2 separate regions of the Homo sapiens genome follow, and region 1 is linked to region 2. A link is a loop called in an ENCODE intact Hi-C map of the cell type or tissue named here. Cell type or tissue: heart left ventricle. All regions are shown on one strand.

Region 1 (2,500 bases), 130 kb before region 2:
CTGAGATTACTAAGATGACTTGCATCCCTTGAAGTGTTGGAGCCAAAACATGAAGAGCTAATTCCTTTATCAAATGGGATTTAGAAAGCTAGTAAATCAGCTTATACAGGTTGCCTATTTACTCGAATTTAAACAAGCCATTGTTTTCAAAATAGCAAGGTGAGAACCAAAAGAAAATGTTTCTTTTTTTCCTCTCTCTTTTTTTTGAGAAAGAGTCTTGCTCTGTCACCCAGGCTAGAGTGCAGTGGCATGACCTCGGCTCACTGCAACTTCTGCCTCCCAGGTTCAAGTGATTCTTGTGCCTCAGCCACCCGAGTAGCTGGGATTACAGGCGTGTGCCACCACGCCTGGCTAATTTTTGTATTTTTAGTAGAGACGGGGTTTCATCATGTTGGCCAGGCTGGTCTCAAACTCCTGGCCTCAAGTGATCCCACCCGCCTCAGCCTCCCAAAGTGTTGAGATTACAGGCGTAAGCCACTGTTCCCAGCCTGAAAACATTTCTTCATTGACAGTATTTTCATTTAAAAATTTAGCTGAACTCCAAATGATGAACATTCAAAAGAAAGCATTGTCTTTGGATGATTTGAAAGCAAGTGGCAGATATCATGACACCTCACCCCTAAATACTACAGCATGTGTCTCCTATGAACAAGGATATTACTCTGCATAAAACCATAATACTATATCACATTCCAAAAGGCTGACATATAGTAGTAATAAGCTAATATGCAGTCTCCTGTTCCAAGTTCTTATATTTTGTCCCCTAATCCAGGATCCAGCCAAGGATCACTGATTACACTTGGTTGTCATATCTCTATAGTCTCCTTTAATCTGGAACAGACCTCCCGTCTCTCCCTCTCTCTCTTTCTCTCTCTTTTTTTATCTTTTAAGAGATGGGGTCTCACCCTTCGGCCCAGGCTGGAGTACAGTGGCATGATCACAGTTCACTGCAGTCTCAAACTCCTGAGCTCAATCAATAGTCCTTCCATCTCAGCCACCTGAGTAGTTGGGACTACAGGTGCACGCCACCTTTTTGGTTCTTTATGTTGTTAACATTTTTTCAGGAGTGTAGGCCAATGGTCTTGTAGAGTGCTCCACAATCTGTTTTTGTCTTTTCTTCCTGGTTAGTTTCAGGTTAAACATTTTTGATAGGGATAGCACATAGGTGATAGCACATCTAAATCACATCACTACATCATATTAGGAGACAGAGTAATAGCACTTTTTTTCATTATTGGTGATGCAGAGTTTGGTTATGATGCAGATCATTTGTTAAAGTGTTATCAGTCAGATTGTTTTACTTGAAAGGTCTTTTTCCTTTTTTAATAATAAGTAATCTGTGGGGTACTTTCCCAATAACCTCTCACCTGGTGGTTTTCATTTGTTCAGTGCTTTACACCCAGAGATCTATTGATGGATGTCAGCATCTCTGTGAATCCCCAGGAAATTTTTTTGTGTGCATATATTTTCCCAGGCATACAGTCCAGGACCCTCCAAATATTTAAGAGATCTTTTCCCTCTGTTATCAAGGTGCCTTTTACAAGTTTCTGTGCATCACAGAAGCATATTATAAGCAGTGGGTTTCTAGAAGCTGGGAACCAATCCCGTTCTTCTGATTTTCCTGATTATCTAGCTCACCTCATGTAGAGCTAGGTACATAATTTTTGTTGTTTGTTTGAGAACGATTGTTCTGGCCTTTCGCTTATCCTGAGCCAAACATTTGGATCTTTCATGTTTGGTATAAAGCGTACTAGAAACTAGAGCAGAGAGACTTAGCCCCTGGTTTTTGGTGTTCTCATTTGAAGATTTTGGGGCACAACAATTGGATTTGTGTCTCTGTTGAACTGAATAGTGGTCATTTGGAAATGAGTTAAAACACTACAGTATATGTTTTAGTTGTCTAATTATAGTTGTATCAATAAGACATTTTCTGCAAGTGCAGAAAGACTCTTTGACTCTGTAGACAAGAAGGCTCAGGAGATGAGTTTAGGGGGCATTAAGTTTGTTATTAGCCTAATGTGTAATAGCTGTAGGAGTGATTCCTTCTTGATTTTCCCTGCCCAAACAGGGAGCAGTGTGGAATTCATCATGGCAGTGGTTAGGTGTGTTTTGCTTAGCCTATGATTAGCCTGTTGGTTACATTGGCTTGCCTTGCATGAAAAAATGTCTGTCAGGTGACTACCAATAACAATAAGAGCTAACATTTGAATAGTATACCTTAAAAATACACATTATACCACTTCAGAAGATTATCTGTGAAAACAGATATTTTTATTCTAATCACATAGGTAAGGAAAAAATCTTAGAGAAGTTAAGGTAGCCAACATCAAACAGCTTGTAAGGAGCAGAGGAAGAACACCCCCAAATTCCATTACAAATTCCTTGCACTTTTTGTCTTACCATTCTCAAAGGTAGAGGCATTCTAGGGAATCTAAATATGAACAAAGCATGGACCTTGCTCTGAAGGATCTTTTAAACCTAACAGGCGCATAGTCTTATG
Region 2 (2,500 bases):
ACCTCGGCCTCCCAAAGTGCTGGGATTATAGGCGTGAGCCACCTTGCCCAACTGTGAGACAGTTCTTAGCAATGTATCTGTTTGGCATTTGCAAGTCTCAGGAGCCCTCTGAAGTGCAGGTCGCAGGCAGGACTACTCTTGTCCCGGTCCAGGGGGCAGTCCTGCTCCAGTGTGCCAAGTTCTTTGCTGCCTGAAAACAGTTTGCACATGCTGTGCCTTGTGCCTGGAACATTCTCTTTTCTAGCCTTCAAGATCCTTCAGGCTGGGTGCAGTGGCTCATGCCTGTAATCCCAACACTTTGGGAGGCTGAGGCAGGCGGATCACCTGAGGTCAGGAGTTTGAGACCAGCCTGGCCAAGGTGGTGAAACACCATCTCTACTAAAAATACAAAAATTAGCCAGGCATGGTGGCACACGCTTGTAATCCCAGCTACTTGGGAGGCTGAGGCAGGAGAGAATCACTTGAACCCAGGAGGCAGAGGTTGCAGTGAGCCAAGATCACGCCATTGCACTCCAGCCTGGGAGACAAGAGCAAAACTCCGTCTCAAAAAAAAAAAAATTCCTTCAGATTTCAGTTTAAAAATGCCTTCCTTGGCCAGGCACGGTGGCTCAGGCCTGTAATCCCAGCACTTTGGGAGGCCGAGGTGGGCGGATCACTAGAAGTCAGGAGTTCGAGACCAGCCTGGCCAACATGGTGAAACCCCATCCCTACCAAAACTACAAAAAAAAAAAAAAAAAAAAAATTAGCCAGGCGTGGTGGCGGGTGCCTGTAGTCCCAGCTACTCAGAAGGCTGAGGCGGGAGAATTGCTTGAATCTGGGAGGCGAAGGTTGCAGTGAGCTCAGATTGCACCACTGCACTCCAGCCTGGGTGACAAGAGTGAGACTCCATGTCAAAAAAAAAAAAAAAAATTCCTTCCTCAGGGCAGGGCATGGTAGCTCATGCCTGTAATCCCAGCACTTTGTGAGGCCAAGGCAGGCGGACCACTTGAGGTCAGGAGTTTGAGATCAGCCTGGCCAACATGGTGAAACCCCTTGTCTACTAAAAATACAAAACATAGCCAGGTGCCTGTAATCCCACCTACTCAGGAGGCTGAGACAGGAGAATTGCTTGACCCTGGGAGGCAGAGGTTGCAGTGAGCTGAGATCGTGCCATTGCACTCCAGCCTGAGTGACAGAACAAGACTCCATCTCAAAAAACAAAACAAAACAAAACGAAACCTTCCTTCCTCAGGCAGCCTTGCCTGTACTCTAAATCCAGACTGGAACCCACCTGCTGGTCTCGTGGAGCCCAGTTCCTTTCCTTCTTGGCATTTCTCACAACTAATAATAATGAGATCATTATCACTAATTTGGGTATTTATGTCTCTACTATCTGTCTCTCTCACAAGCATGTAAGCTGCACGAGGGCGGGGACCACATCATGTTGTTCATCTCTGTATGACCATTATTTAGCATAGCGCTTGGCACACAATAGGTGCTCAGGAAATACTTGTTGACTGACACTCAGCTGTCAGTTTCCTCACCTTTAATATCAGGGTGTTTTCGTTTGGTTGTTTGGTTGTTTGGTTTTGTTTTTGAGACAGGGTCTCACTCCATTGCCCAGGCTGGAGTGCTGTGGCACTGTCTTAGCTCACTGCAGCCTCTGCCTCCTGGGCTCAAGTCATCCTCCTGCCTCAGCCTCCCAAGTAGCTGGGACCTCAGGCATGTACCACATTGCTCAGCTAATTTTTAAATTTTTTGTAGAGACAAAGTCTCACTATGTTGCTCAGCCTGGTCTTGAGCTCCTGGGCTCAAGTGATCCTCCCAAAGTGCTGGGATTACAGGCATAAGCCACTGCTCCTTGCCCTAATATCAGGGTGTTAATGTCTGTCTCATAAATATTATTGTGAGGGTGGAGTCAGAATGGGAGCAAGCCACAGTAGGTGGACAATAAATGCTATTATTATTATATGGTCAGAGCCAACTGAGGACTGAGGCCTCTCCGAAGTGGCGACTTGAGGACTGTTTAGAGTTGGATAGGTTTCATGGAATAGGGAGGGCGTTCCGGGAGGGAACAGCCTGAGCAAAGGCATGGAGGACAGAACTGTAAAGGCAGTAAGGAAACCTCTGTGGCTGGATGAAGAGTATGGCTTGGGATAACCCTGTGGTTAGAAAGGCAGACTGGGGCCAGATCAGGGAGAGCCTTGAATGTCAACCCAACACATTTAAACTTAATCCTTAGGCAGTAGGGAGCCAATGAATGTTTTTGAACAAAGGTGGCAACCGAAGAAATAGTATTTTAGAAAGTTCCATTTGATATGGATTTACTGTAATTAGCCAGGATCGTGCCACTGCACTCCAGCCTGGGTGACAAGAGCAAAATTCTGTCTAAAACAAAACAAAACAATACCACAAAAGCATGTCCCCTATCAGTGAAAAAAGAAAAAGAGTTAAGGGTATACCTCCAATACAGACATATTCTTTTTTTTTTTTTTTTTTCTGAGATGTAGTCTTGCTCTTT

Evidence for each region. Hi-C counts contacts between places; a loop is a spot of excess contacts. Peaks named below come from ENCODE experiments on the same cell type or tissue, not always from the same donor. Only the 100,000 strongest peaks of a DNase experiment are listed, where the experiment ranks them.
Region 1: a loop joins it to region 2, with 2.2 times the contacts of the local background. A loop is called at or near these places in 4 of 110 quality-filtered maps.

The regions. Positions count from the first base shown.
Region 1 is chr6:35,643,822-35,646,321 of GRCh38, reverse strand. All of the region lies in intron 1 of FKBP5 (FKBP prolyl isomerase 5), which reads left to right. Among named protein-coding and RNA genes, the nearest start is that of MIR5690, 20 kb to the left of the region's middle. In heart left ventricle, no CTCF peak of the experiment used is centred here; no DNase peak of the experiment used is centred here.
Region 2 is chr6:35,513,799-35,516,298 of GRCh38, reverse strand. No RefSeq gene overlaps it. Among named protein-coding and RNA genes, the nearest start is that of TULP1, 2.2 kb to the right of the region's middle. In heart left ventricle, no CTCF peak of the experiment used is centred here; no DNase peak of the experiment used is centred here.